2 separate regions of the Homo sapiens genome follow, and region 1 is linked to region 2. A link is a loop called in an ENCODE intact Hi-C map of the cell type or tissue named here. Cell type or tissue: OCI-LY7. All regions are shown on one strand. Each heading gives the region's core, and the rest is flanking DNA. Links, peaks and the distances in the headings are about the cores only. Region 1 has its middle 750 kb from the start of LRFN5. Region 2 has its middle 690 kb from the start of LRFN5.

The links. Peaks named below come from ENCODE experiments on the same cell type or tissue, not always from the same donor. Only the 100,000 strongest peaks of a DNase experiment are listed, where the experiment ranks them.
Region 1: a loop joins it to region 2, with 2.0 times the contacts of the local background. A loop is called at or near these places in 1 of 110 quality-filtered maps.

Annotation. Positions count from the first base shown.
Region 1 is chr14:42,347,030-42,364,024 of GRCh38, reverse strand. No RefSeq gene overlaps it. Among named protein-coding and RNA genes, the nearest start is that of LRFN5, 750 kb to the right of the region's middle. In OCI-LY7, for the core only: no CTCF peak of the experiment used is centred there; a DNase peak (open chromatin) is centred at 10,514; H3K4me3 peaks cover 1,525 bases; H3K27ac peaks cover 1,916 bases.
Region 2 is chr14:42,290,922-42,307,916 of GRCh38, reverse strand. No RefSeq gene overlaps it. Among named protein-coding and RNA genes, the nearest start is that of LRFN5, 690 kb to the right of the region's middle. In OCI-LY7, for the core only: no CTCF peak of the experiment used is centred there; a DNase peak (open chromatin) is centred at 8,006; H3K4me3 peaks cover 1,269 bases; H3K27ac peaks cover 1,610 bases.

The DNA.
Region 1 (16,995 bases), core at 5,990-13,989, 54 kb before region 2:
AGACTAAGCATAAATAAATTAACATGGCAGAATTTTGGAATTGGACAAAGCTCTATAGATCACCTAGTCCATCTCCCTTATTTCATGGATTAAAAAATTGACCCCAGAGATTTTAGATGGTGCAGATGTCATGAAATTAGATAAAAAGCAAGACAGGAGAGGAAACCAAGGTTTCCCAGGGCTGTGTTAGTTCTAAAATACTAAACAAATGAATTTGATGAATTTAAAGGTAGTAAGCTATTCAAAGTTACAAACAGATAAAGCAAAACAAAAAGCACAAAACTGCACATTCCCTATTTGCCACGTCTACTGTTAAACTGCTTACCAAAAATTTTAGTATTTATAATGAAAGCCAATAGGTATAGGTTACGTGAGATCAAATAAAGCCAGTAATTGCCAGAATATAGTCTTACTATAAATAACTCAATTTCAATATTCTTGCAATATATTTTTACATGTTGAAAAATAACTAAGGAAAATTATAGAATATTTAATTAGCAAACATCTGCCCTAATTATTTAGGTAGTATACTATATGGATTTTATGAACATGATATATTTATTACCACCACAATTTCACTCACTATTACCTCAATTATCTTTCCTGTTTTTCCGTGGATGTGCTCAGTTACAGGGTATGTTATTAGCAAAAAGTATTGCATTATGTGGACATGGTTGATGTGGACCTAAATTATGTGAGTTTTTTAAGTAAAGTAAATAATTCTGTCTAACTATCCTTAAGAAATAAACACAACTCCTTCCAAAATTCTACAATACTGATGGAAGGAATTAGTGACAAGTAGGCTGCTGCTTTCTCTATATGTGTTTCTCATTGATCACGGAAACACATTATGATGTCCATATTACTAATGCAGATTTCTCCTATAGAGGGGCAGCTTTACACTAACTTTAGTCTCTTGTTTTCTCTCCCTTCCCTCTGCACATTTACAATGATTCCTGGCATACATTACAGTCAGATATAGTATATTGAAAAATGAAATAAGTGATTAATCATGGTGGCTCACCTCTGTAATCCCAGTGCTTTGGGAGGTCCAGATGGGAGGATCACTTGAGGCCAGGAATTGGAGACCAGACTTGGTTACACAGTGAGACTCCTTCTCTACAAAAAAAAAAAGAAAAATTAAAAGTAGTCAGGTATGCTGACACGTGTTTGTCCTAGGTATTCCAAGCTGAAATGAGAGGATCACTTGAGCCTAGGAGTTTGAAGTTGCAGTGAGCTATGATCACACCATTGCCCTTCAGCCTGGGCAACATAGCAAGGCCTTGTCTTTAAAAAAAAATTAAATAAGTAAGCTGTAACTGCTGTATCAGTCAGGGCTAACCAGAAAAGCAGAAACAACAGCGCGCGCGCGCGCGCACACACACACACACACACACACACACACACACACACACACACACACTAGTCCTGTTTCCTGTAACAACATTTTAGTCAACAATAAACCACATGTATGGTAGTAGTCCCTAAGATTATAATGGAGCCGAAAAAATTCCTATCTAGTGATGTCATAGCCATCAAAAAGTTGTAGCACATTATCCACATGTATGTGGTGATTTTGGTGTAAAGAAACCTACTACATTGCCAGTCATATAAAAGTATAGCAATGCAATTATGTAAACTGCATAATACTTGATAATCACTATATACTGATGTATGTTTAGTATACTAAGCCTTTATTGTTATTTTACAGCGTACTCCTTCGTCTTATCAACAACAAAAGCTAACTGTATAACATCCTCAGGCAGTCCCTTCAGGAGCTATTCCAGAAGGAGTTGTTATCATAGGAGATGACAGCTCCATGCATGTTACTGCCGCTTAGGATCTTCAAGTAAGTCAATACGTGGAAGTGGAAGACAATCACATTGATAATCTTGACCCTGAATAAGCCTAGGCTAATCTGTGTGTTTGTGCTTTAGTTTTTAACAAAAGAATTTATAACGTTAAAAATTCCATTTATAAACTACAAGAAAGGTTACAGAATAAATAAATAAATAAATTTGTATGGAGGTAGTACAGTATATGTTTTAAGCTGTGTTATTACACAAGAGTCAAAAAGTTTTTAAAAACTTTATAAAGTAAAAAAGGTACAGTAAGCTAAGATTAAATTATTATTTAACAAAGAAATTATTTTTTTTATTTTTATTTATTTATTTTTGAGACGAAGTCTCGTGCGGTGGCGTGATCTCGGCTCACTGCAAGCTCCGCCTCCCGGGTTCATGCCATTCTCCTGCCTCAGCCTCCTGCGTAGCTGGGACTACAGGTGACCACCACCGCACCCGGCTAATTTTTTTTGTATTTTCAGTAGAGACGGGATTTCATCGTGTTGGCCAGAATGGTGTCGACCTCCTGACCTCGTGATCCGCCCGCCTCAGTCCCCCAAAGTGCTGGGATTACAGGCGTGAGCCACCGCGCCCGGCCAAGAAAATTTTTAAAATAATCTTGTGTGGCCTAGGTGTACAGCATTTAATAAGTCTACAGTAATATACAGTAACGTAGTGTCCTAGGCCTCCACATTCACTCACTATTCACTCAGTGACTCACCCAGAGCAACTTACAGTGCTCCATTCATGGTAAGTGCCCTGTACATGTGCACCATGTTTTATCTTTTCTATCATATTTTTACAATATATTTTCTAAGTTTAGAAATGTTTACATAGTTAAATTAGAAAGAATATTTAAAATATCCCAGTAGCAAATGTTCCCAATAGCAAGAATGAGACAATTTTCCTTTTTTGAGAGAGAAAATTTTGTAGAAAAATTGCCACATCACATCATTATTTAACAAAAAAAAGAACATTATTTGCTACCTATATTATTTTCATAGCACTTTCTCAATAAAGTGGAGAAAGTGATGGCACAGGCCAATGATACCACGAAAATGACCAAAAATCATTAGATTACAAAGACTCCCTCTCAAAGCTAAACTCGTTGATCTAGTCATAGTTAACACAAATACCATTCCATGAGAGAGAATTAAGATAGCTCTATAAATTTGTGGCTAAACAGTTCAAAAACCCCTAATATGCCAGTGGAATTGTACTTTCAGAGAAGCATGTCTAGAAAGAAATTATTTTAGCAAGCAAAAATCTAATCAACTGAAATGTACCCTGTGTGGAGAACTAAATGTTAGCAGAATGGGCATGGTTAGTGAACATATTGACAATATTTTCCAGCATGAAATTAGGGGAAAAATTTTTAGATGCTATGATTTTTTTTCTCAACTCAGCTGTAAAATCTTATATTGACTTTTAAGGAAAACATTCTCTTGCATTTTCCAATCTCTTATATCAAGAGAAAAAAAAATGATGTCCTTAGCAATGAACTTAGGACATACATAGCATTCAATTAATTTTGATGAGTGATTGTTTTATTAATAGATGAGTAAAAAGGGCACATGAAACCTGCTTTTGTAGCCTTTAATATATTAATATATTTTTATTTGAAAACTTTGAAAATGAAATAAAAGCCTCTGGTAATTTAATTATCATTTTTTTCACATTAGAATTTACAAAGAAGATTTACTATTAATTAGACTGAACAATAAGAAATCATTGATTTTTATATATGTGACCTAAAACTATGTCAGTAGTAAACAATCCAGCCTTTAAATTCAGGTAATCTTTCGAACAAACTTCTTTGATAGTACTGACTCCACTTGATAGACAATGAAAATGATGCTGAGTAGATGATTTGCCTAAGCTTACAAAGAGAGCTAGCAACAGCACTGAAAGTAAATTTTTAAAATTATGTTCAATGTAACAGATATTGAAAGCTTAATGTGGCCCAGGCACTCTTCCAGCTAGTGAGTATATATGAATAGATAAATTCAGCTCTCTGGCATGAAGAGTTATTTTAATCTCCCACCCCAATATACCTCTGAAGAAAAATTATTCAAAATTTATTTTGATTTGTATCTAAGGATTTTCCTATGGAGATTTATTCCTACCCTTGTCAAACTCCAGGGCCTACATTTCAATTTCTGAAAGTGTATATTTAATGTTTGAATGTAAGATTTATTTTCTTTTTTTATTATACTTTAAGTTCTAGGGTACAGGTGTACAACTTGCAGGTTTGTTACATATGTATACATGTGCCATGTTGGTGTGCTGCACCCATTAACTGGTCATTTACATTAGGTATCTCTCCTAATGCTATCCCTCCCCCCTTCCCCTACCCCACAACAGGCCCTGGTGTGTGATGTTCCCCTTCCTGTGTCCAAGTGTTCTCATTGTTCAATTCCCACCTATGAGTGAGAATATTATGGTAAAGTAGTCCTTATTAACTCTTCATCACTGATCTACTGCATAGAAAAGTATCAACCAAACACCGTTGAGGAAGGTAGAAATTGAATTTGAAAAATCAGTATTTCAACATTATAAATGTGTCTTTCATTGTAAGGTAAGAGTATATGCTGAATGTCCTCTGTGTGGTCCTCTAAATCAACTGTCTACTCTTCCCTTCCCTGCTCTGTGTCTCAGAAAGCTGACCTCTACTAACTCTTGGCCAGTAGAATTTGGCCTATAGGAGCATTTAGTGAAGTATTGAGGAAGAGAGACAAGAGGGGGTTTGCTATTTATTTCCTCAGAAACTTCCCCCAAAGGCCAGTAATCACTTGGTAATGATTATCTTACCTGTATCAAACATTACAGCTCTTTTTAAAAGGCCCCATGATTTCAGAACCTCTGAGGTTCTGTGACGTAACATGTACCTTCTCTTTTTCAGGATAAGGATGGTAATAGCTTTGCCCTGTTACCAAACCTGGGTGCATCAAGAAAGCCTGTTGGTTTTCTTGACCCTTTTCATATCTAATCACTTAAACTTTTCTTTAATTGTACTTTGACTACAATATTTGCTTTTTGCCAGAATCTTATTGCAGAAAAACAATTTTTATACAACACTGAGTGCCCAGATTAACATAATATATGGAGCTAACTCATCAAAATCAAAAGAAGCTGAAATATATAACCAGAATGCCTATTTACTAATTTACAGAGAAAAATATTTTTCTTGTCAGAAAAATGGTTATACTTGGTAACTAGACTTTGTTAACATCCACCTTGAAACTAGTACTTATTATCAAATTATTTAGCAGATTATTTTCTTTTCAATTACTTAAAAGCCAAAGTTTTCTTTGTTAACATATTTATCTGTTAATGATTACCACGGTGATTCTCAAGAGAAGGTATTCAATACTTTCTCTGAATTAAAAAAAAAGTAATGGAGAGGCAAATGAAAGAAAGAAATAGCTAAAATGTTGCTTTATTAAAATACTCTTCATAAGTCAAGGGATATAGAGCACCTTTCATTTCTTTGAGAAAGTAGCATTTATAGTCTTAATTATTAAGTGAACATTTTATATAAATTATTCTGTTCGTAGTTAACTTCCTTCACCATAGAAGAAAAATGATTTATTAATAATTTTGAATAAAATTGAAAGATCTATATCATGGTCTTAGCCTCATAAAGAAATGTTAAGTTCTTTACAGAGAGATATAGTTATTTTACAACTGTGAAGTAGAAATTCTTGCACATAGTTAATCTTGCTGTGTAATCACCTAAACCCTGAGAGGATGAACAATCACCTCATGTAAAAGAGCAGAGCAAAGCAGGAAAGAGATATACAATTTTCAGTTAACTTTTAGAACTAAAATGATAAAGAAAAAGACTGTATGATTAACAAGTACCATTAAGGTGACATTTTTATGATACTGATGAATCTCCAGACATCAATTAAATTGGTCTTTGTGCTTGAAGTTATTGAAATAAGGACTAAAGTGTAGAGTCAAAGACACACAATGGTTTTTGAGATTTCCTATACCCCTGATTAAAGAGATGAAACTTAAAAGCTGCATATAAAAATGGTGAGTATAGGAAAATATGAATAAGACTGTGTTGTGACTTTATTCAAGAGACTTCTATTATGCACTCATTGCCAGGCACTACACAAGTGCTCGTGAGATAAAGATTAATGCTATTGTCTCTTATGTGGAGGAAACATGTGTAAAGAAAAATTATAATTCAAAATGATAAATTCTATCATAAGAAAATGACTAAAGGCTATTATATTAGAGAAGTTGACATCACTGCTGGGACAAAAAACTTAAGGAGAAGTTTCTAAACAGTAATAGAAGAGTGTGCAATCTTGAAGAAATGAAATAGGAGAAAACATTCAGGGTGATAGATGTGATCAACAAAAATAAGAGCGAGGTAGATTGGGGTCATATTATAAAACATTTGAAGTCTATTAAATATAAGTGTTTTTTTAAGTAAAATTTCTTCTTCTATAGGTCACAGAAATAAGAAATTATAAGCAAGTAGATGGCATAAACAATGTTCAAAGGTGGACTTAATGAAATTCTACTCAGAGATTGTTGTATTACATATAATTTGTGTCAGATCCAAAGTATGAATTATAAGTGCTTAGAGATATTTTACAATTTCATCATAACTTAATGCTCACATTCCAAACATTGCCTAAGTTTTCTCTCCACCTCCCTAAAAAGATTTTTTAATGAAATTAAACTATATTTCTCCATTAAAAATGAACAAATCCTAGTATTTTTCTTTTGGTTTTCCATTTTATATTTCTTATATATTTCCCCTTTGTGTTTCCCCATAAATATATTTTCTCCTCCTATTCCTCCATGTTTTTTTAATAAATCCTAGAGGGCCAAATTAATTTTTCATTTGGTGATATGAATGAATGAATGATTTGCAGAAGTTAATTAGTTAAGCATAGGAGGAAGTTTACTAAGAGCTACTAGTAATGCTATTTTTATGCATTGATTTGCTGTCAGACATTCTAAATGCTATGAGAAAAAATCAAACCTGTTGTTAACAGTCAAAAATATAAGGGGAAAAATAAATAATGTGTATAAATATTATCTGTGAAAATAATATTTTTACTGGAATTCAGTTATCAGCATGGATGTATTTTTAAATCATTTGTTTGATTGCATATGCTTTAGCTAATCTGGCTATACTATTTTAAATACTCAATTTCCTTGACAATTAAATTTGGTATCAGTGTTGGGATTGACTGGAATATAATAGAAATAAGACCACAAGTAGTGTGCTGAAGAGAAAATAGTTACTTTCTACCTGTTGTGTAAACTAGTGACAGCTCTCATTAAAGTTCCCTACATTTTCTTGTGTGTTTTAAATGAAATAAATGTTCTCCATCATCCTTCATTCCAACATAATCAAAAGCTTATTTTTAAAAAATTATAGCTATCACTGGAAATGTACCCAATTAAATATCAGATGAACTACAATTTTTAAATACTTTCCATTTTTACATATTAAAGTATATAAAATACTTTTGCTGCAGGTGCTAACATCAGCTCACCAAAAACTGAGCAAAATTGGTCGAATAATTTACAACAGTTTGCATATTTATGTAGTCTTTAGAATTTTTGTATTTTAATTTTTTATACTAATGCCATATGGTGACATGTCATTCCACTTCTAGTCATTACTCAGCAACTTAAAATTCCTCTCCTGCCATTATGCTACCTACTGAAAGTTTTCTTTTTCTTTCTTTCTTTTTTTTTTTTCTTTTTTCCTAGAGACAGAGTCTTGCTGTTTTCACCCAGGCTGCTGGAGTACAGTGGCGAGATATCGGCTCACTGGAACCTCCACCTCCCGGGTTCAAAGGATTCTCCTGCTTCAGCCTCCTGAGTAGCTGGGATTACAGGCACGCGCCATCATACCTGGCTAATTTTTGTATTTTTAATTGAGATGGGGTTTCACCATGTTGGTCAGGCTGGTCTCGAACTCCTGACCTCTTGATCCGCCCACCTCAGCCTCTCAAAGTTCTGGGATTATAGGCGTGAGTCACCGCGCCTGGCCTGAAAGTTTTCTTTAAAGGATCACAATTAATTGAATCAAGAAATGTACTGGCCTTTCCACAGGCTTCATCTTCCTTAACATCCTCCTGGAATTTTGTTTCGAACAGCTTCTCTTCTAAAAAATATTTTATCTGGAACATCCCTCTTTTATTTTTGCTTTCTTAATGTTTCTTCTAAAGCCTTTGCTGATTCTGGTTACCCCTACCACCACCACCTTTCAAATATTAAATGTTTAAGAGCCTTGTCCTTGGTCTTTCTTTTTTTTTCATCACAAATTTACTGCTTATTTTTTTAAAAATTGTTATTTTATTGGAGGACTTTAGAATATGGCAATTTTTGTTTTTGTAAACTTAAGGTTGACTTCTACTTTACCCAGTCAACACTTAATGTTTTCTGTATTCATCTATTATTTGTTTTTGTGTTTTCACTGATATTTTGTGTATGCAGGTCTATCTAGAATGTATTCTTTTAAGATCACTATGTTTATTCATAATAGGCTTATCTATGTACATCCCCCAAAAATAGTTTGACATAGAGTGGATGCTTAAAAATGCCTTTCCTAACATCACTTCAGAAAATTGTGTTTCCTAAACTTACTTACTTGTCCTAACCTTACTTTAATAACATTCTAAATGGCCAAAGTAGACAAGCTACATCTAAAAAAAACATAATATTAAATTATTGTCTGCTTTTCAAACGGAAGGCCTTTTCATCAGCTGGATATAACAAAAATAGCCTGATTAATTGAAACTTTAAAACAAAGGGGACTGCTGATAAAGAAAACATACAGCATGTTATTTATTTTCCAGCATATTATTATGCACACACATAAAAATGTACTTGCCCCATTTTTGTATAAGTGACAGGCTAATTCACACTTTGTTACATGTTTTATTTTTTAATAATTTCAATAGTTATATATGTAAGGAAAATATTTTGTTACTTAGGCAGTTTGAATAATTACAGTAACTTTTATAATAAAGGTTATGATAAATTCTTTAAAAGGGGTTTTTTGAAAATATACCCAGCATTTTTCAAATGCATTTATATAATTAAATCTTGTTGTTACTGGTTATTTAATTTATAACTGATACGGTGTTTTGCTGAAGAATATTGAACATGTTGTATTACATAAAAATCACAATCCAATGTGTATTCAACAAAACAGAAACTTCACATCTACTATAATACAAATTTAAGAAATGTATTATATGCAATGTAGTCACAACAATATAAATAAAATTTTTACAAAATCTATTATATAATTTAGATAAAAGATTCCTTTAAACAATGGCTTTGTTTCATGCATATATTGTCTAATATTTTAAAGTATTTTTTACTTCAGGAAAGCATGAGAATTATCTTTATGCCTTTATTGTCAATATACTTTTTGTCAGTTTCTACCTTTATCATTGTCCTTTTTTATCCAGGTAGCGTTCACTGTTACATCCTACATCCTGGCATAATAAATAGTTTCCTTAAGGCATATTAGAAACATGTGGTAATAACCCTTAAGTGGGGCAACCTCATTCCTTAGGAATCTATATTTAAGGTAATGAGACCAGGAAATCAGGTCATTTGTAAATGAAGAATAATGAAATGAGAAATCTGCCCCAATGCACATTAGCTAATGTCACATTCTTTTTATGAAGCAAAAATGTTGAATATTTCAAATATGGTAGATGAAAGATGTCAATGAGCTCCCCAAAAAATTCTCCCCACTTTCTACCCCACCTCAGGTGCCAATCTCCAATAAATTCCTAGGCACAGTCCACAGGGTAAAACAAAAGCAAATTCTGGCCATTCATTCATACAGCAGTGTTCCAGGGCTGAAATAATCCAGGTAATGTAGGACAAAGAGAATAAATCAAAAAAAGTGAACACTAAGGATTATAAAATTAATTCCTTCAATTAAAAACAAATACACAGCAAGAATGTTTAATAACATGAATACTAGATAAAATTAGTTTACAATCCAATTAAATCTCAACAAGATTTGCTGAGGCTATAATTGTGTATATTAAATTATTTTTGAAACTGTTATGCAAATACTTAAACCTGAATATGATAATTCTGTGCTATATCTGCACGATACATTTATAAGACACTAATAAAACTGAACTGAACTGAACTTTTCTAAGGTAATTTTTAAGTAGGAATGCCACCCATTATAAAAATACATTTCAAGAGTGAACTTCGATTTTTTTGTGTACAAATAAAAGCTTCTTAAGCACAGAAGCATTCATAAGTATAACCCCTTCCTCTACAGCTCAAATTCTGTTGAAGTAATCCAATAATGTAAAATAGAGGTACTACGTCCATTCTGACATAATTTCACTACCATTCTACATGGAATAGAATTTACAGTTGTTTGTTACTGTAAAACCAACACACACACACACACACACATAAACCCCAGTCAGAGATTCATTAGTATGATTTAATATTTGAATTTCCTAATGGCTTTCACATTTTATAGTCTTTTATTAACACATCTCTAAAGAAAATCACTAGATCTTTAGCCAGCATATATGGTCCAAAGAAGAGAGTTACAATAGATGAGTGATTTCATTTCCTGTTTTTTTAGATTCAGGTTTTATTCTCAGTTCTGTATCCTCTGTCATACCACAGACACTCACTTATTATTCTGTGAGGAAGATTTATGCTGTTAACCTTTAGTCTTATACATCTGTGACAGTTCTCATCAAAGAAGACCTGCTAATACGATTGTGTTCTGGGTTATTATTTCTAGAATGCCATTTTAGCCTGGGGTGAACGGGGGAGGGTACAAAAGTAAGCACCCAGCTACATGTCACAACTAATGACTCAAAATCTTCAACATTCTTACAGATGGAGCTTCACTTTTATCTTTTAAAATTTTAATAAATTGCATTGTGTATATTTAAAGTATACAGCACAACATGATGTTACAAGATACATATAGATAGTACAAGATACATATAGATAATGTAGGGTAAACTCACCTAAACATCCAATATACAACATAAAGACTATAGTTGCTAATAGTGTGCTGTTTTGGGCACTTTTTCTTTGGTTCTTTAAGTAAAGCAAACTGAGAAACTCTCTATTCACCCAGACCGTTGTATTGTTTACCATTTAATTAGCTGGCACCTTGGAATCTTCATCTCAGACTTCACAGTCAATGATTCAAGGCTCAAAAACTTAATTTTCGAAGAACTGATTTACAATCTAATCATTTTGATTCTAGACACAGTAGACTGAGCCTAGTTCTGGGATACATGTGCAGAAGGTGTAGGTTTGTTACATAGGTATACACATGCCATGATGGTTTGCTACAAACATTAACCCATCATCTACATTAGGTATTTCTTCTAGTGCTCTCCCTCCCCTAGGCCCCCACCCCCTGACAGGCCCCTGTGTGTGATGTTCCCCTCCCTGTGCCCATGTGTTCTCATTGTTCAGCTCCCACTTATTTTACACACTGCTAGTAAAGACATGCCCAAGACTGGGTAATTATAAAGGAAAGAGGTTTAATTGACTCACAGTCACACGGCTGAAGAGGCCTCACAATTATGGCTCAAGGTGAATGAAGAGCAAAGTCACATCTTACATGGCAGCAGCCAAGAGCGCTTGTGCAGGGGATCTCCCATTTATAAAACCATCAGCTCCCATGAGACTTATTCACTGCCAAGAGAACAGTGTGGGAGAAACCGTTCCCATGATTCAATTATCTCCACCTGTTCCTACCCTTGACACAGGAGGATTATTACAATTCAAGGTGAGATTTGGGTGGGGATACAGCCAAACTATATCAGAGTTCATTGAGGAGAACTGACTCACATGATCAAAAGGTGAAGTCCCACCACAGGGCGTCTGAAAGTTGAGGAGCAAGGAAGCCAGAAATGGATCAGTCCAAGTCCCAAAATCTCAAAAGTGGGGGAGCTAATAGTGCAGCCTTCAGTCTGCGGCTGCAGGCCCAAGAGCCCCTGGCAAACCACTGGTATAGGTCCAAGAGTCCAAAAGCTGAAAAACTTGGAGTCTGATGTTTGAGGGCAGAAAGCATCCAGCGTAGCAAAAAGATGAAGGCCAGAAGACTCAGCAAGTCAGCTTCTTCCACCTTCTGCCTGCTTTTTCTAGCAATGCTGGCAGCTGACTGAATGGTGCCCACCAATATTGTGGGTGGGTCTTCTTGAGGGTAGGTTTTTCTCTCCTAATCCACTGACTCAAATGTTACCATCTTCTGGCAACACCCAGAAACACCCAGATACACCCAGAAACAATACTTTGCATCCTTCAATCCAATCGAGTTGACATTTAATACTAACCATCACAACATATGAGTACGATTATGCAGCATTTGTCTCTGTGTGCTTGCCTTATTTCACTTAACACAATAGTAAAAGACTACAAATTGCAAAAGTAATCCTCAGCAAAAAGAAGAAAGCTGAAGGTATCACAATACCTGATTTCAAAATACACCACAAAGATATAGTAACCAAAGCAACAAGATACTGACATAAAATTATACACATAAACAAATGGAACAGAATAAAGAACACAAAAATAAATCCACATATTTGCAGCCAACTGATTTTCAACAAACGTGCAGAAAACACTGTGGGGAAAGGACATCTCTTCAAAGTTTTGTTGGCTAAACTGGATATTCACACGTGGAAGAATGAAACTAGACTCCTATCTCCCACCATATAAAAAATAAACTGCAAATTGATTAAAGGTTTACATGTAAGACCAGAAACTATGAAACTACTAGAAGAAAACACAGGAGAGGCCGGCGCGGTGGCTCACTCCTGTAATCCCAGCACTTTGGGAGGCCGAGGCAGGCGGATCACAAGGTCAGGAGATCAAGACCATCCTGGCCAACATGGTGAAACCCCGTCTCTACTAAAAATACAAAAAATTAGCCGGGTGTGGTGGCAGGCGCCTGTAGTCCCAGTTACTTGGGAGGCTGAGGCAGGAGAATGGCGTGAACCCAGGAGACAGAGCTTGCAGTGAGCTGAGATTGCGCCATTGCACTAGAGCCTGGGAGACAGCAAGACACAGTCTCAAAAAAAAAAAAAAAAAAAGAAAACATAGGAGAGAAATACTTCATCAAATTATACTGGGCAAGAAGTTTTTGAATAAGACCTCAAAAAGGACAGGCAACAAATCCAAAAAACAGACAAATAGGATTACACCAAACTATAAAGCTATGGTACAGCAAAGGAAACATTCAGTAAAGTGAAGAGGTGACCAACAGAATGGGAGAAAATGTTTGCAACCTACGCGAAGGAGGAGGGGTTAACATTCATAATATGTAAAGAACTCAAGCAACTCAATAGCAGAAACAAATCCAATTTTACAATGGGCAAAATACTTAAACAGCTCTCAAAAAAAAGACACACATGGCCAACAAATATATGAAAAAATGTTCAACATCACAGATCATCAGATAAATGCAAATCAAACTCACAATGAGTATCATTTCACTTTAGTTAGAATGGCTATTATTAAAAAAAAAAACATGCTGGCAAAGATGCAGAGAAAAGAAGTCTCCTTTAAGCTGTTTATGAGTAGGCAAATTAGAATAGCCATTATAGAAAACATTATGGTGGTTCCTCAAAAAATTAAAAATCAAACTTCCATATGATCCAGCAATCCCATTGCTGGGTATCCATAGGAAATAAAATCAGTATGTCATGGGTGTCAAACTGCACACCCATGTTTACTGCAGTGCTATTGGTAATAGTCAAGATATGGAATCAACCTAAATGTCCATCTTGAATAAAGAAAATGTGGTATATATACACAATGGAATACTATTCAGCCATTAAACAAAATGAGATCTTGTCATATGCAGCAACACGAAGCTGGAGGATATTATAAGTGAAATTCTATAATGTTTCTTACAAAGGAAAAAAAAAGCAGCAAACATTCTTTGGTAAAAGTCTGAAGAAAGGTGATTTTACTAATGATAGACCAAAAGCAATCTAATGACATACCTATAAGCTGGGGCTTTATTTAAAAGATTGTGAAGAGACATTTTAGAATATTGATAGCTAGAAATAGTACACAGATGTCATAAAAAGCTGATTCTGATTTCTGTTCTTTATTTGAAACAGAAACACGGTTAATATATTGTAAAAAGGTCAATAATAAAATATTCTTGTTGAATCAATAAACATTTCATGCTATGAATGAGTAAAAAAAAATCATTTTTTTCTCTACCTGAACCCAACTAGTCATTTTTTTTTTCTGAGAAGTAGACTTCGGGAAAATAGAAGAAAAGTTTCATAGCCAGCATTTGTTTATAAATAAGCAATCTATATACAGGAAACTCTGAGTAGCTATACAAAATATGGAAATATCTAAATAATTCAGAAAAACAACTTAATATCATTTTAAAAATTTCAGTCCAAAACCACATTCTTCTCTATACTGTATATCCTGTTTGCCCACAAAAATGAAAATAATTTCTTAATGTCCTTCTTTTATGCATAGATAACACAGATAAAACTGTCATATGTAATACTTCATGTGAAGCTTTCTGGCTAAGCCACAAAATACATGAAAATTTTCAAATATCATTTTATATATAAAAAGATCTTTATGTTCTCAAATTTCCTTATAGAGACAAATGATAACTGACATTACCATGCTGCTGGGAAAAGCTAAAGCTGTAACGGGTAAGAAATCCTGTTTGAATTAAAGATGATAGGTTACAAAATTTTTATTAAGCTCATATTTCATCTATATTAAGAAAAGAAGATTAATGTCAGATTACAGATCCTGAATGAAACTATTCTAATTAAGTGCAAAATAAGATTAAAATGGATAATAAATAACATTTACCCTGGCCTTTCCTAATCTATGTTGCCCAAAGTATCTGTTTTATACATGTCTTTCTACTTTAATTCACCCAAATAAAAGTTGTATAAAATAAATATGAATTGAAAGGCAGGTTATACTGACTTTTTTTGTTTAACACTGAATTACAGTTGTGCAACCAATGGCAGTTGTGAAGGAAAGAACAAAATGTATGCAATGAAAAGCAGAAGATGCAATGAAATGTTATTTTTCAATATAAGAATGAATGGTAATCCTTATCACCAAACACCAGAAAAGAGCGAGCCATTACCCCTTATTCTTATTGTGTCCTTTATTTTTGTTATTTCTAAATCTCAGGTTATTATAAGCATAATTATAATTCTTTTTTTCTTCAAGGGGATATGTGTTTTGCTATCTATATAATATACATTGTAACTGAAAAAATACTGCAACACATTTTCTCGTGTTCTAATCAATAAATTTACTTCAGCACCTTTCATATGTGTTGAAAAGCCACTGATCTAACATCATGGCTTATGTAGCCACTGTATTTGCTTCTCCTTCACCCTTCTTTGTTCACTTAGAGGATAATGCTGTTATTTTTTCTGGGTGGCAAAGACACTCCGGATTTGGGGGTCTTTCCTCATGAGAATGCTGCACAATGTTTAAAATGTTCATTGCTGCTTCCTTCTTTAACAGCACTATTTCTTGAAACCATATCACTTGATTTTACTAAACAAAATTATAGAAATTCTTGAATTTAATATATATGTAGTTGAAAGTTTTTGATGATATTCTAAAATATTCTTCCAATCAGACACACTGCATTCTGCTCACTGTGCCAACTAGGTATTCATATATTTAGGCCAGGTATGAAAGTATAATTGATGAGTTTTACTTTTTAAAATTATACATATGTGCATTCATATTTGTGTGCGTATTTGTAAAAAAATCTCTTTATATATATATATGTATACATACATATATAGAGAGAGAAAAAGTAACTATAGAGAAATATTTCTCTCTATATATATATCTTTATATATTTACTATATATAGAGAGAGAGAGAGTAGTAAATTCCCATACTTTTATGTTGCTTTGGCATTCATTTTTAAATAGAAGTTTAATTTTCTTATATCAAAAGCAGGACAGAGCCACCCTTGACATTTTCCAGTTCCAGTTCTCCACCTTCTCATAGTTTCTCCATGTACTTAACCCAGATATATGCCTTATACCACCTGCTTATGACCCAGCTGGATGCTAACTACTTGACTTGTCCCACTGGCCCCCACAGCTGGTTTGGACTGCACAGATATGACACAGTGACCATGTCTCAGTCACAGTTTGACTCTTACCTCCAGGGAACTGGTGCCTACTTGTCCTAACCCACTAATTAGAATTTCCTGTGGAAAACCTGCTTGGATAATGCCCTAGACCCTAATAATGTCTTTAGTCCATAGGTTCATTGCTCCATTTCTCTCTCCTCATCTCCACCAACTGATTAAGTATGCATATCCTAAATGGCTCCTCCTTTTCCATTGGTACTGCAAGGTGTGCTGCCCTCTTCTATGTAGGACCCGTAATAAACTGCCTTTCTAATTCATGCTTTTGCTGAGTTGCTTTCTCTGTGTCTGGCCTGACCCAGATACCTAAACCTAGCTTGTTTTCCTATCAGGGGTCTATCCTAGAGTGTGGCTATCTTGGTAGCAATAAACTGGACATAGTTCAAACAAGAGACACAAGGGCATCTGCAAGTATAAAAAAGTGTTCTGTGAGAGAACTACCTGGTAACAAGCTGGACACTTAGGCATTAGGCTGTCAGACAGGATAGAGACAGCACATCGTAAACTACTATGACCAAATCCCTGGAGCCCTATAAGGTCAAGACTAAAGTTTTTGTAGAGTTTATAGCTACTCTCCTGAGACAGACAACAAAACAAAATTAAAGTACTATATATATATACACTCATATATACACACACATATATGTGTATATATGGTATTTTATGATATGTATATGAAACAGTACTCATGGTATTAGCACTGGACCTGAAAAGGAGGAAGTTTCACATATCCTATATGCCTTATTAAGATATGTATGAGAGGGTGGGAGAAACACCTCATGGATGTTTGGTAGCCAAAAACATCAGTTAAATCCTTAAGGTCTGAGACATGTTGCAGTATGTCTTCTGAAGTGAGAGACACCTCGCTTGACCTCTTAAGATATTATTGGTTACAAATAATCTATTAGGGAAAGCTATAACTCTTTTTTGCATCTCATATATACATATATATACACACACATGCATACATATA
Region 2 (16,995 bases), core at 3,668-11,667:
ATATCAAAATTTGGGAACAAATATTTAAAGCATCCCAGGCACACCTGACCTTAATGCCTGGAACTAGAGTGCTTGAAGGAGCTGCAGACAGATTAGCAGCTAGTAACCCATTAAAATGGATAAAAACACTTGGAAGCTCTGCAATTTCAATGATGATTGTGCTTTAATCTGTGTTGTTTGTCTTTGTATAGTCTGCAGATGCGGATCCTGACTCTTGCAAGAAGTAGCTCACCATGACAAAGCTGCCTTTGCTTTTATCACTTTGCAATACAAATAAGGGGGACATGCTGGGAATAGGCCCCCAAATCTGGCCATAAACTGGCCCCAAATCTGGCCATCAACAAAATCTGTGCAGCACTGTGACATGTTCGTGATGGCCATGACACCCACACTGGAATGTTGTGGGTTTACCGAAATGACAGCAAGGAAGAACTGGCCCACCCACGGCAGAAAATGGCTTAAAGGCATTCTTAAACTGCAAACAACAGCATGAGCGATCTGTACCTTAAGGACATGCTCCTGCTGCAGATAAGTAGTCAGATCCCATCCCTTTATTTGGGCTCATCCCTTTATTTGGGCCCATCCCTTTATTTCCCATAAGAAATGCTTTTAGTTAATCTATAATCTATAGAAACAATGTTTATCACTGGCTTGCTGTCAATAAATATGTGGGTGAATCTCTGTTTGAGGCTTTCAGCTCTGAAGGCTGTGAGACCCCTGATTTCCCACTCCACACTCCATATTTCTGTGTATGTGTCTTTAATTCCTCTAGTGCTGCTGGGTTAGGGTCTCCTCAACTGATCTGGTCTTGGCAGTAGCATGTTGTATATAATATTAATACATGATCATAACCAGAACAATGACATTTACACAATCAACCTTATTAAGTCTTCCTCAGTTTAGCAATCAATTCTTTATGTATACATATATGTGTGTATGTCACAACTGTTATCTTAAGAAACTCTGTTACTTTACAGGTAAAATTTTTAGCAGCACACACACATCACTTTTCATTTCTAAAGCAAACACTTCTAGGGTGATGATTAAACAGCTGAGATATGTAATATAGGTCTTACTTCCGCAACTAACCTAAAATCATGGTGTTGAGATTACAAAGGGTTTGCTATTCCTGATCTATCAAGAGTTATTACCTAGGAGTTAGTAGAGCTTCATTTATGTAATTCTAGTCATTACAACAAATAATTAGGAGAGACATTCTACTATAGAGTAATTAAAACTTTTGATAAGGACAGTCTGGTATATTTTTCTATTCCCAATTTTTGAGAGTAATGGCATTTTATTTTGTCAGATTGAGTAAAAAGATAAAGCATACACCTAACTATTTTGGAAGTTATAGAATATTTCCAAGTTTGGCTAGTTGCAATTTAGCAGCTAAAATTGAGATTAAAATAAATGGAAATCCTATTCAAACAGATACATGACAATCATTTAAAACATATGAGATGTGTTTGCTGAAAATTAATGTAGGGGATATTTTTAAATGGACTGCCTTAAGTCAATTCATTTTATTAATAGTTTTTAAATCTATGATGTTAAATTGATGATGTATTATCTTTATGGTGTACTAGGGAATTACATATTTTTATATAAGGAAAGCATCCAGAAGATATACAAAATTTACATTAATTTTTCCATAAAGTTGAAAAAAAAAAGCTCTAAACTCATTTTAAAGGACCATAAGCATGATACCAACATCCAAGAACATTCCGAAGACTAAAGTTGGCCAGATGTGGTGGGTCACACCTGTAATCCCAGAACTTTGGGAGGCTGAGGCGGGTGGATCATGAGGTCAGGAGTTCAAGACCAGCCTGACCAACATGGTGAAACCCCATCTCTACTAAAAGTACAAAAATTACAGCATGCCTGTAATCCCAGCTACTCAGGAGACTGAGGCAGGAGAATCACTTGAACCTGGGGGGTGGAGTTGCACTGAGCTGAGATCATGACACTGCACTCCAGACTGGGTGACAGCAAGACTGTGTCTCAAAAAGAAAAAAAAAAATCTGAAAACTAAAGTCAACATCATTTATAAACATCTATGCAAAAATTATAAATACAATCAGCCAACCAACACAGTACTAATACAATGCACCACTGTTTATTAATTCTAGTGAAAAAGGGAAAAGCAGTTTTGGCTAACCAGAAGCTGAACTGGCACTATAATTTATGACTTGATGTTGCCAAGAGCTATCTTGGTAATCACAGCTAGGTTTTGTTTTTCTCTTGCTAAACATAACCAATTTCGTAGCACACCAACATCAGACAAAGCCACTCTGTGATCATGGTAAATCAAGCCAAAAATAACCACTTCATTACCATGTCTGACACAGAACAACAACAACAACAACAACAACAAAAATAACATGAACATTTTCTCTACAAAAGAATGGCTAAACATCCTGCTATATTAGTTAATATGGGTTATTGATGTTTTTTACCAATGACAACTTTGTCCTTATTTCATTTCTCTCACTAAATACATAAAATTTAGTAAATTATCCCATTATAAAATTGTCTCCAGATCCTCAAAGTATCCAATACAAATATCCTGCTTCCTTGAACCCTCCTGAAAATCAGGTAAGGCACTCAAATTCTGTAAGTTCTATGAGCTTCTTACTAAGACATCCTGGAGTTTTTCATGGTGTGTGTTTCTGCTTGCTGCAAGAATCAATAAACTCAATTTCTAAAATGCAGATGTCTTCATGGTGGCCTTTGGCTCAAAAGTATTGGCATCAGAAAAACAAAGACGGTTTAAGAGCCAAAAGTCAACCAGTGTAATTTAATGTTTAAAGGTAATTAAGGAGAAACATTATATGTTAACAAAGAAAAAATAATAATTTAATAAAATTCAACTACCATTCATGAAATATAAAGTCTCAGTAAATTTAATTTAGTCATACTTAATAAAGTAGGAAGGAAAAGCGAATTTCCTAATCTGCTAAAGTTCACATACAAAAAAATAAAATAAGCTACAGTGAACATACATAATGATGAAATGCCAAAAACTTTCTCTGAGTGAAGGACCAAGGAAGGAATGCCCATGAAAACTACTTTTAATACACATTGTATTTATGGTCCTATCCATGTGATAAGCCAAAACCTAAGTGAAAAGATTGGAAGGAAATACTGACAGATGACATGATAGTATAGGTGTTGTAGACAAATCAATTGTGTTTTTACACATAAACGAAAACAACTTAGAACTGATATTGAATATATATCACCGTAAATGTTATTAAAGTGCCCATAAAAACTAATAAAATATGTAATTTTTTTCTCCTGTATTTCTAAATACTAAAAATATTATTGCAAGAAATTAAAGAAAATAAAATAAATTATATACAGTTGATTCTTGAATGACATGGGTTTGAACTGAATTGGTCCACTTATACATAGATATTTTTTCAAAAAATACATTAGAAAAATTTTGGGGTATTTGCAACAATTTGAAAAAACTCTCAGATAAACCATATAGCTTAGAAATATCAAAAGAAGGAAAAATTATATCATGAATGAATAAAATATATGCCGATACTATTCTGTCACATGCTATCATAAAGTAAATATAAATCTATTACACAAAGTTAAAATTTATCAAAACTTTCCCACACAAACACTTACAGACCATACAGGGCACCATTCACAACAAAAATAAATGTAAACAAGTGTAAAGATGCAGTATTAAATCATAACTACATAAAATTAACTGTAGTACATAGTGTACTACTATAATTTCATAGTCAACACCTGTTGCTATTGCAGTGAGCTCAAGTGTTGCAAGTATTCGCTTAAAATGCCATATGACACTAATTATTTTTCTGTGAGCAATTCCTTTCTCTAGTAAATGGCGTATAGCAGCAAAAAGTGATCTCTTGTGGTTCTTGCATATTTTTTATAGTGTTTAGTGCAATACTATAAAACACAAATAACACCATGGAACCCATAGTGTCATTAGTGATGCATTACTACGCTGTGTTCCTGGATTAGATTGCTTTAATGTCTATTCTCCCCAAATTCAGATTGATTTGTAGATTATAGGTGATGGAATTTTTTTTCCCCTGAATCTGTCAATCCTGTTCAAAGTTTTACATGGAAATGCAAAGGATCAAGAATACCAAAGACACTACTGAAGAATATGAGGTAAAGAAGAACAAGATGCTGGGAGCTTTATTATAAATTCTAGTTATTTAGGCTTTGCTATTGGACCAAAGATAAGCAAACAGATAAATGACAGAATGGAGAGGGTAGAAGCTGACCAATGCATGTTTGAACATTTGATTAAGAATTCAGCATTGCAAAGAAGTGGAGAAAAGGCTTGTCTTTTCAATATCAATGCTAGGACCATTTGATGTCCACCTAGAAAAATTATATTAACCCCCTCCTTCCTATCACATACAAAAACAGTTCCAGATCTACTTACTGATCTAGTTGTGAGAGGAAAAACAGCAATCTTTTGTTAATTAGTGTAGAGAATATCACTAACTTGAGTTCCATAAAGAAATATTAATGAATTGAGTTATCAAAATTAATAACTCTTTGATGAGTTATTAATTTTCATCAAAGAGTAATTCAATAATTCATTTTATTAATATCTCTTTATTCTAACTTTAGAAAAGAGTGAAAAGTAAGTGGTCAAGTGGAAGCTTGTAATGCATTAAGCTAGATTAAGAACTGCAATCAATAAAATAGAAAGCCCAAAAGAAAAATAAACAAAAAATTTGAAGAGGTACTTTATAAAAAAGCATATTCATATAGTCAAAAAGACATGAAAAGTTGTTTAATACATTTGAATTTAAGAAAATAAAAAATAAAACTGAAAAAACAATGCCACTACACATTATACAAAAATTTCATCTAGAATGTTTACAATTAAAAAGGCCTTGGGTACCAAGTAGTGATGAAAATGTAAAGCAATTGAAATCCTTATACATTAGAGGCATTTGGGAGTATAAATTGGTACAACTACTTTAGGAAACCATTTACTGTTAACTCTAAAATTGAATGTATGCATAATCTGACACAGGAGTTCCACCTCTAGCTGTATTTCCAAGAGAAATACAGGCACAAGTGACAAAGAAATAGTACAAGTAAGTTTATTACAGAATTTTTCTATAATCATACCAAACTGACAAAAACTCAAATGCCCATCAAGAGTAGAATGGATAAATAAATTGCCATATATAAAGACAATGGAAAACTCAACAATGAAAATTGAACCAACTACAGCTGCATACAAGAACATGGATGATACTCCCAGATATTATATTAATTGAAAGAATGTAGACACAAATATAGATATTGTATCTTTCTATTAAAGTAAACTTCAATAAAACAGTCATAATTTAATGATAGCTTTATGAGATGAATATAGAGACTACTAGTATGTCTAAAACCTTCACAGGACCAATCAGGACTTCGTTAAATAATCTGTTATGATTTAATGCAATTTAAATGCAATTAACAAAGTTGTTATAAAAATAAACTTTTCTCTCAGTATTATCTCATGTAGATAGACTACAGTGAGAATTATTTCACTTGTTTTTAGTGAGTGAAAGTGGAAAGGAATTTCATATGTACTGGTCATGCTTTGCCAAATATATGTTATTGGAGTTTTTTTTACTGCTGTCAATTTTTATACATTAGCACATCGTCATTGCTATTTGCTTCATTTAATCAAAGGCAGTGATTATACTTTATTTCCTTCACCTGGTGGGAAATCAATCTAAACCATGAGTACAGAATTTAACTTGATTTTTTTAAAATGCAGAACAATCACATTAATATGCACAGAGGTATGACATTTATTTTGCAATCTCCAGGAAAATGTAGGTCACTTTTTGAATTATCAGTTACAAATATGGTACTCGGAGAAATAAAGCTAAATGTAGACTTAAAGTGTTTTTATTCCTTCAAGTTAAAAATTATATATGGTTTTAAGTCAGAAAGATCAAACTATATTTGTCTTGGCTCATTAAAACTCAAAAAGGCCCTTTATAGCTTCTTTAGTGCAATAAAAGGTACATTTCTAAAGATAGAATTAGTATTTCACTAAATCAACATGTGTTTATGTTAATACCAGCTACCAGCATTAAGTGAAAAGGAAGTCAATTTCTTCCCTTCAGCAGTAATATTCTAAATAGCTTTCAATAGTTAAGAATATCTACTAGTTTATTATTTGCATTAAATTTTGTGTAGTTATATAAAGGCACAATGTTTCAAACATTAGAACAATATAGTTAAACTATAAACACGGTATACCCTAGCATTAAAAAACCTAATAAGCAATGAAAACACATTTAATATTCCTAAACAGAGAATTTTTAACAACAGTGTTTGCATAATTAAACAGTATATGCAATTGCTAATAATATTAAGGTGCAAAAATAAACATTTTAGGTAAAGACAATATAAAATACAAATAATATTAAACTTAATTCATTACAGGTTCTTCTCCCTCGCACGCTGCCCATATGAACATTTTGCCTTGAAGACTTTATTAAACTATTTATTTTGTTTCAGTTGTTTGAGATTGTCCATTCAACATCTATTTCTATCAAATTATTTTTACAAAGCTACTTTCCATCACATAAATTAAAGCACATTGTTAATTGAGATACAAAACTTTAAAATGTTTTTTCTTTGAAAAAAATAACTTTCAAGCATGTATCTTGGGCATATGGAAATATAGGGTGCTTCCTTATCTCTTGGACGAAAACGTATGATTAACATATTGTTCATAGTTCTGAAGCTATTTCATGCTGCATTTTGCATGCCGCAAAATAGTTGAGAATATATTTTAGCCATATTATATGAAAATTGTGACCTAGTTGTTCAGTGCTGTAAGATTTATGATTGATGTACCCCCAGGATGAAAAGAGACACATTTAAAATAGTTTATTTTAGGTTATTTTTATTTTTATTTTTTATTTTTTGTCTACTTTTGGGCAGTACCTTAGTAGGCAGTGTTAGCATGTAATCAGTCATTAGCACATATCCATTTTTATTTTTTAGAAGAATTGAAGCTTTTAGTATTAGTTTGCTGCGAAAGTAATAGCCATAGAAAGTAATGGCAAATTACTTTCAATTTGCCATTATTTTCAATGGCAAAAACCGCTATTACTTTTGCACCAACCAATAGAAATGTATTGAAAGATGCCCTGAATAATCGAGGACAAGACAAGGCTGAAATAGAAGGCATTTTATTCTTTCTCCTTTTTTTTTTTTTCTTACAGAGAGAGGGTCTTCCTCTATTGCCTAAGGCTGGTCTTGAACTCCTGGGCTATAGTGATCCTCTTGCCTTCGCCTCCCAAATTGCTGGGATTACAGATGTGAGTCACATGCCCCGCCTATTCTTTCCTCATTGGAATAAATCTGTGTTTGTATTTTGACTACTAGTTTCAAAATGGGTAGAATATATTTTCTCTGAATGAAGAAGAGATGGCATCCTTGCTTTAGAACAACTCCAAATTTCCCTATATTAGAAGATGACTCAAGCTTCCACTAATTCTCTTTTCATAGGAGTGCATGATATTTAAATTATCAAGTTACATAAAGTTGCTATGGATTTTGTATGAGGAAAAATTTGGTAAGATGGGGATGTGATTGGTTTTTGAGAAAAAATAGAAGTGATGTTTTTGAAATGACATTTGGGAAATATCAGGTCTAACTTGTTGATAATTTTAATTATACCTCTCTCCTTCTTTATTCTCTACATGATTATGTGTGTATGGCTATGTCTCCATTTAACTCCTGTAATTTCTGCTTATTAAACTCTGTCACTATGTAATTTTATATAAAATAATTTATAAATACATCTGTCGAATTTTGAATTGAGGTGTGTAAATTATTAAATGTGTTTATTTCTAATTTATGATAGTAAAATGTGTTGTCTTTTTCTGGCACTAAAAGTCACTTGATGTCAGCATAAGGCCTTCTTGAGTTTACTCCCAGGAGACTTGATACCATGTGTAGTTTCCTTTTCAGCTGTGAAGAGCCGGAACTCTGGTTTTTACTTTTCTTTCAATCACACTCCAGTGATCCAATGGCATTTCCTTCTGCAGAGTCACATTTTTCAGCCAGCCTTGTCAAATACTTTTCATAAGAAATGTTTGGTTCCCTGAGAGTAATTGAAAATTTCAAGGCACATGTTTTCAGATATTGAAGGAGTCATCCCCTGCATCTACAACAGGCAGTAGTTATAATTCATAACATCAGGGTGTTTGAAGGCTGATTTTTTACAGCTGACCTTTTTTCAGTTACTTAGTTTTCTTTCAGGCATACATGAAATATAATAAACACATTTATTTCAGAGTCTTGGCTTTTATAAAAAGACTTAAAATAATGCTTGGAAAATATAACTCAGTATAATAGACTCTTTTTATCTCCTGTATTATTCACAGTGGAAAATACTCTGTTATAAAATGTATGTAAGAAAATCAAGACAATTAATTTTCCTGTTAATAACTATTTTTAGTATCTAAAGCACAAATTTCAGGAATTTCATGAAAACTCAAAGATTTACAAACTTCTATTCAATAAAAATCGAGGTCTTTTAATGTATATTTCTTGCTATAGGTTGGCAAGCTCTGTCACTCATTCAGAAGCCTAAGTACTTAAACACAGGTATAAGCCCTTTTAGTGTTTGCTCCCATTTGTAATATAAATTTTCTTATTTTAAATATCAAATATTTTTATTTTTATATGATACATATCTGGTACATCATAAAAAATAAATAAGGCAGAGCTTAACTTTGTGAGCCTCTGAAACTGACCACTCTGCTATATTTTAATAGCTAAATAATATCCTTCTTGTCATCTCAATCACAAATATATATGTGTGTTTACACACACACACACACACACACACAAACACTTAGCACATAATCTAGTGGATACTTAGAATTATCATATTCTAATATTTTGGAAACCAATGTGAACATTTCATTTTTGTGCATGTTCAGGGCTTCTTGAACAAAAGTTGTTGATAAGCAGGCTAAAGTATGACTAAAGAGTAACCTTAAGTTAGAAAGCTCAGGAGAATTTGTTTATACTGAACAGAAAATTTTCTTTCTCTTTCTCCTAAGGGACAGTAGGAGTAGCTTTACTACTCCCCCTGGTAACTTCAGTATTGAAGCTTCTGGGTTCTGCTACTGTTGTGAAAACCCTTCTCTTGCACATTTAGATGATATGTGCCTTTGTAATTCACCACATGGAGTAAAATGTTCATGAGTAACGGACGCTAATTGCTAAGTGTAAATAATTGGTCTGATATTTGATTGGGATTTTGATTGGGACTGCATTGAATCTACAGATTAAGATTGAAAAAACAAACATATTGATAATATTGAGTCTTTTGATCCATTAACATGAAATATTTATTAATTTCTTTAGTTCTTCTCTGATTCCTTTCATCAAAATTTATAGTTTTCCTTACATGAATCTTGTAATATTTTCTTAGATTTATACTAAAGTATTACATTTTTTTAATGTGCTTATTAGTTCCAGGAATCCTGTTATTTTTGATTCTTAGGGATTTTTTTACACTATCATGTCATCTGTGAACCAAAGCAGTTTTATTTTTTCCTTCCCAATCTGCACGACTTTCATTTCTTTTTAAAAAATTTCAACTTTTGGCCAGGCATGGTGGCTCATGCCTGTAATCCCAGCACTTTGGGAAGCCGAGGCAGGCAGATCACAAGGTCAGGAGATTGAGACCATCCTGGCTAACACAGTGAAACCCCAGCTCTACTAAAAATACAAACAAATTAGGCAGGCATGGTGGCAGGCACCTCTAGTCCCAGCTACTTGGGAGGCTGAGGCAGAAGAATGGTGTGAACCTGGAAGGCAGAGTGTTGCAGGAAGTCAGGGACCCTGAACGGAGGGACCAGCTGAAGCCATGGCAGAAGAACATAAATTGTGCAGATTTCATGGACATTTATTAGTTCCCCAAATTAATACTTTTATAATTTCTTACGCCTGTCTTTACCGCAATCTCTGAACATAAATTGTGAAGATTTCATGGACACTTATCCCCAATCAATACTCTTGTGATTTCCTATGCCTGTCTTTACTTTAATCTCTTAATCCCATCATCTTCCTAAGCTGAGGATGAATGTCACCTCAGGACCCTGTGATGATTGCGTTAACTGCACAAATTGTTTAAACAATATGAAATCTGGGCACCTTGAAAAAAGAACAGGATAACAGCAATGTTCAGGGAACAAGGGAGATAACCTTAAAGTCTGGCTGCCCGTGGGCCGGGTGGAACAGAGCCATATTTCTCTTCTTTCAAAAGCGAATAGGAGAAATATCGCAGAATTCTTTTTCTCAGCAAGGAAAATCCCTGAGAAAGAGAATGCATTCCTAAGGGGAGGCCTCTGAAATGGCCGCTTTGGGGACGTCTGTCTTTTATAGTAGATAAGGAATGAAATAAGCCCCAGTTTCCCATAGCACTCCCAGGCTTATTAGGACGAGGAAATTCCCACCTCATAAATTTTGGTCAGACTGGCTGTCTGCTCTCAAACCCTGTCTCCTCTCCTGATAAGATGTTATCAATGACAATGCGTGCCCAAAACTTCATTAGCAATTTTAGTTTTGCCCTGGTCCTGTGATCTCGCCCTGCCTCCATTTGCCTTGTGATATTTTATTACCTTGTGAAGCATGTGATCTCTGTGACCCATACCCTATTTGTACACTCCCTCCCCTTTTGAAAATCACTAATAAAAACTTGCTGGTTTTGAGGCTTGCGGGGCATCATGGAACCTGCTGACACATGTGATGTCTTCCCTGGACACCCAGCTTTAAAATTTTTCTCTTTTGTACTCTTTCTGTTTATTTCTCAGACCAGCTGACACTTAGGGAAAATAGAAGAAAACCTACGTGCATTATCCGGGGTGGGTTCCCCCAATAGCAGAGCTTGCAGTGAGCTGAGATAGCACCACTGCACTCCAGCCTGGGCTACAGAGCGAGAATCCACCTCAAAAAAAAAAATTTAAAAAAAGGCTGGGCACGGTGGCTCATGCCTGTAATCCCAGCACTTTGGGAGGCAGAGGCAGGCAGATCACAAGATCGAGAGTTCGAGACTAGCCTAGCCAATATGGTGAAACCCCATCTCTACTAAAAATAAAAAATTAGCTGGGTGTGGTGGTGGACACCTGTAGTCCCAGCTACTCGGGAGGCTGAGGCAGGAGAATCGCTTGAACCCAGGAGGTGGAGGATGCAGTGAGCCGAGATTGGGCCACTGCATTCCAGCCTGGGAGACAGAGTGAGACTCTGTCTCAAAAAAAAAAATTTTTTTTCAACTTTTATTTTAGGTACTGGGGCTACATGTGTAGATGTGTTACATGGGAATATTATGTGATGCCTGGGTATAAAGTATGGATCCCTTCACCCAGGTAGTCAACGTGGTATCCAATAAGTAGTTTTTAAACTCACCTCCTCCCTCCATCCTCTATAGTAGTCCACAGGCTCTATTGTTCCCATATTTATGTCCACATGTGCTAAATGCTTAACTCCCACTTACAAGTGAGAACACTCAGCCTTTGCTTTTCTGTTCCTGTGTTAATTTGTTTAGGATTATATATCCTCCAGCTCCACCCATATTGCTGCAAAGGGCATGATTTCATTATTTTTCATGCCATGTAGTATTCCACGGTGTATATATACCACATATTTAAAATTCAATCTGCCATTCATAAGCACCTGGATTGATTCCATATTTTTGCTTTTGTGAATAGTGCAGTAATGGACATACAAGCGCATGCATCTTTTGGGTGGAATTTTTTTTTGTTTGTTTATTTTCAGTACATACCCAGTAATGGGATTACCAGGTCTAATAGTAGCTCTGGTTTAAATTCCTTAAGAAAACTCCAGATTGTTCAGACTGCTTTCCACAGTGGCTGGACTAATTTACATTCCTACGAACAATGTATAAGTGCTCCTTTTCTCCACAGCCTCACCAACATCTGTTGTTGTTGTTTGGAGATGGGGTCTTGCCTTTTCGCCCAGGGTGGAATGCAGTGGTGTAAATTTGGCTCACTGCAATGACCGCCTCCTGGGTTGAAGCAATTCTCCTGCCTTAGCCGCCCAAGTAGCTGGGATTACAGGCAACCACCACCATACCTGGCTAATTTTTATATTTTTAGTAAAGTCAGTGTTTCACCATGTTGTCTAGGCTAGTCTTGAATTCCTGACCTCAAGTGATCCACCCGCCTCAGCCTCCCAAAGTGCTGGGATTACAGGCATGAGCCACCATGCCTGGCCTGTTTTCATAATAGCCATTCTGGCTAATGTGAGATGGTACCTTATTGTGATTTTGATTTGCTTTTCTCTGATTATTAGTGATGCTGAACATTTTTGAGAAATGTCTGTTCATGTCCTTTGCCCATTTTTAAATAAGGTTTTTATATTTATTTTTATTGATTTATTGATTTTTTTTGCTTGTTGATTTGTTTAAGTTTCTTAGATTCAGGATATTAGGTCTTTGTCAGATGCATAGTTTGTAAATATTTTCTTCCATTTTGCAGGTTGTATGTTTGCTCTGTTGGTAGTTTCTTTTGCTGTGCAAAAAGCACTGTAGTTTAGTTAGATACCACTTGTCTATTTTTGGTTTTGTTGCAGTTGCATTTGGCAACTTAGCCAAAAGCAATGACCAAGTTGCCAAGGGAGAATCCTGGGATGAAAGGCTGGGTCAACATGTACAAATCAATATTTGTGTTTGACCACATGAACAGAATCAAAAGCAAAAACTATATAATTATCTCCATAGACACAGAGAAAGCTTCCAATATGATCAAACATCCCTTCATGCTAAAAACCCTCAACAGGCTAGGCATTGAAGGACCATACATCAAAATAATAAGAACCACCTATGACAAACCCATAGCCAACATCATACTGAATGGGCAAAAGCTCAAAACATTATTTTGATAACTGGAACAAGACAAGTTTGCTCATTCTCACCATTCCTACTCAACATAGTACTAGAAGTCCTAACCAGAATAATCAGGCAAGAGAGTATGAACAGTATTGAACAATCAGACAAGAAAGTATCACAATTACATATGATGTTCAATGTAGATTTTTTGTAGGTTTTTTTAATCAAATTCATAAAGTTCTCCTTTCTTACTAATTTACACAGTTTATATCGTGAATGGGTATTGAGTTGTCATTTGCTTTCTATCTATTGATATGATCATATGATTTTTCTTTTCTAATCTGTTGATGTGATTGATTATAATAATTGATTTCAAATGTTGAACCAACCTTGCATACATGAGATAATTATCACTTGATCATGGTATGTAATTTTTATATACATTTTTGTATTTTATTTGCTAATATTTTGTTGAATTTTTTTTTATCTGTTCTGGAGAGATATTGGTCTCTAGTTTATGTTTCTTATATTATCTTTATTTGGTTTTGGTGTTAAGGTAATGCAGCCCTCATAAAATGAGTTAGAAAATACTACCTCTGTTTGTATCTTCTGAAAGAGATAGTAGAAATTTGGTATAATTTCTTCATTAAATGTTTGATAGAATTCACCAGTAATCCTAACTGGTTCCAGTTTCTTCTCTTTTGTCAAGTTATTAAATATTGATTCAATTAGTTTAATACATATAGACCTATTCAGATTCTTCATTTCTTCCTGTGCACATTTGGTGGATTGTAGGTTTCAAGGAATTGGCTGATTGTGTCCAGATTATAAAATTTGGGGGAACAAAGTTGTTTATGCTATTCCTTCATTATGCTTTTAATGTCCATGGGATCTGTAGAGATGTTCCCTATTTAACTTGTGATATTGGTCATTTTTGTCCTCTCTCTTTTTCTTAGTTTACTTGGCTACAAGCTTTTTAATTTTATTGATCTTTTCAAAGAAACAGCTTTCAAGGTTTTTTTATTTTTTCTATTCATTATCTGTTTTGAATTTTATTGATTTCTTCTCTATTTCTTTTATTCTACTTTGTTTGCATTTAACTTGCTCTTTCGAGTTTTCTAAGGTAGAAACTTAGATTCTTTATTTCAGGTGATTTTTCATTTCTGATATATGTACTCAATGCTATGCCTTTCCCTCTAAGTACTGCCACAAATTTAGATAACTTTTGTTTTTGTTTTCATTTACTTCAAAATATTTTATAATTTCTCTTGAGATTTCTTCTTCAACCAATGTGTTAATCTCTTCATTTGTTGGACTCTTTTAGCTATCATTTTGTTGGTAATTTAAGTTTTAATTCTATTATAATCTGAGAGCAGACATTGTATAGTTTTTATTTAAATTTGCTAAGTTGTATTTTATGGTTCAGAATGTGGTCTATATTGATGAATGGTCCATGTGACCTTAAAAAGAATGTATATTATGCTGTTGTTGGATAAAATCATTGGATGTTGATTATATCCAGTTGATTTATGGTGTTGAGTTCAGTTATGTTTTTGCTAATTTTTGCCTGGTGGATCTGTCAATTGCTCAGAGAGGGCTGTTAAATTCTCGAAGTATGGTAGTGTGGATTCATCTTTTTTTTTTTAAGTGTCATCAATTTTTGCATCATATAGTTTGATAATCTGTTTTTAGTTCTTAATACACATTAAGAACTGTTTATCTTCTTGGAAAATTGGCCCTTTTATTGTTATGTAATGTTCTCTATCCCTGATAATTTCTTTTGCTTTGAAGTCTGCTCTATCTGAAAGATACTACTTTTAATTTTTTCTTTGATTAGTATTAACCTGGTATACGTTTTCCTCCATTGAACTGATTTAGTCAACATATAATAAGTCTTGCTTTATGATACATTTTGAAAATGTCTGACTTTCAATTGATCAATCCAGACTATTCAGCTCAAAGCAATGATTTTTTTAGCTGGATTAATATCTATCATATTTGTTATTATTTTGTATTTGTTAGTCTTATTCTTTTTTGTTGTTGTTGGAGTTTCTCTCCTGTTGCCCAGGCTGGAGTGCAAAGGCGCTGTCTCGGCTTACTGCAATTTCTGCCTCCCGGGTTCAAGCAATTCTTCTGCCTCAGCCTCCTAAGTAGCTGGGATTACAGGTGCCTGCCACCATGCCTGGCTAATTTTTGTATTTTTAGTAGAGACGAGGTTTCACCATGTTGGCCAGGCTGGTCTCGAACTCCTGACCTCAGGTGATCTGCTCACCTTGGCCTCCCAAAGTACTGGGATTACAGATGTGAGCCACCATTCCTGGCCTAATCTTATTCTTTATTTCTATTTTTGTCTTCCACTTTTTCCCCCTTTGTGGTTTAAGCAAGCATTTTGTGTGGTTTCATTTTCTGCCCATTCTTAGGATATCAGTTAGACTTCTGCTTTTTGTTTGTCTATTTTTGTGTGTTGCTGTTGAGTTTGCAAAGTACATTTACAACTAATCCAAATTTACTTTCATATAACAATATGTAGCTTTACAGGTAATGTGAATACTTTATAAAAACAAAACAATCCTAATTATTCCATCCTGTCCTTTTTTATGGCTGCATTCATTTCACTTATGTATCAGTACACCTGTGCGCATATATATATATATATATATATATATATATATATATATACACACACATCTATATAATATATACAGACATACATAATCAAGCGCAGTATTACTATTGTTATATTTTTAACAAATTTTTATTTGTTAGATCAATTAAGAATAAAAAATAAAATTTTTTATTTTATTTTATTTTTTTTTTATTTTTTTATTTTTTTTATTTTTTTTTTTTTTTGAGACGGAGTCCCGCTCTTTAGCCCAGGCCGGATTGCAGTGGCACAATCTTGGCTCACTGCAAGCTCCGCCTCCCAGGTTCACGCCATTCTCCTGCCTCAGCCTCCCGAGTAGCTGGGACTACAGGCGCCCGCCACTGCGCCCGGCTAATTTTTTTTGTATTTTTAGTAGAGACGGGGTTTCACCGTGTTAGCCAGGATGGTCTCGATCTCCTGACCTTGTGATCCGCCCGCCTCGGCCTCCCAAAGTGCTGGGATTACAGGCGTGAGCCACCGCGCCCAGCCAAAATTTTTTATTTTGCTGTTACTCATTCCTTTTTTAATACTCTTCTTGTCTTTATGAAATCTAAGTAACTGACCTATATCATTTTTCTTCTCTCTAAGGAACTTCTTGAAACATTTTATTCGGGAAAATCTGCTGGCAACAAATTCCCTAAAATTTTGTTTGTCTGAGAAAGTCTTTATTTTTTATTAACTTTTAAGTGGAAATTTTGTAAAGAAGAGAAATTGAGGCTTTTTAAAATTTCAACACTTTAAGTATTTCATTCTACTCTCTTCTTGCTTATACAATCTCTAAGGATAAGTCAAATTTAGTTATTATTTTTGGTCCTTTCTAGGTATGATATTGTTTTCCCCTGACTTCTTCAAGGTTTTTCTTGTAGATTTAATTTTCTGTATTTTGAATATACACCTAGGTATAGCGTTTTTGCTTTTTGGGCTTGGCGTTTATCTTGCTTGATGTTATCTGAGCTTTCTGGAACTGTGGTTTGTTGTCTAACACAAAACAGGAGGAAATTATCAGTCCTTATGGATTCAAACAGTCTTCTCTTCCATTCACTCTCTTTTTTTGTTAGTATTCTCATTATGCATATGCTACACCTTTTGTAGTTGTCCAGAGTTCTTTGATATTCTTTTTTTTTTCAAATGTTATCTCTGATTTTTTGGTTTTAGAGGTTTCTATTGGTATATTCTCAAACCCAGAGACTTTTTCCTTAGCCATTTGCAGTTTACTGATCAGCCTTTTGAGAGCATTCTTTATTTCTGTTACTGTTTATTATTATTATTATTATTATTATTATTATTATTATTATTATTATCATTATTATTTCTTGCATTTCTTTTTGGTTACTTCTCTTGCTGGGCTTACTGGTGAAGGGCTTTCTCTGCAGAAGCCAATCTGTAAATACTAGAAGAAGTAATTTCATGTTCAAATGTGCAGATATTAAGATAAAACTACAAGGATCATGAAGAA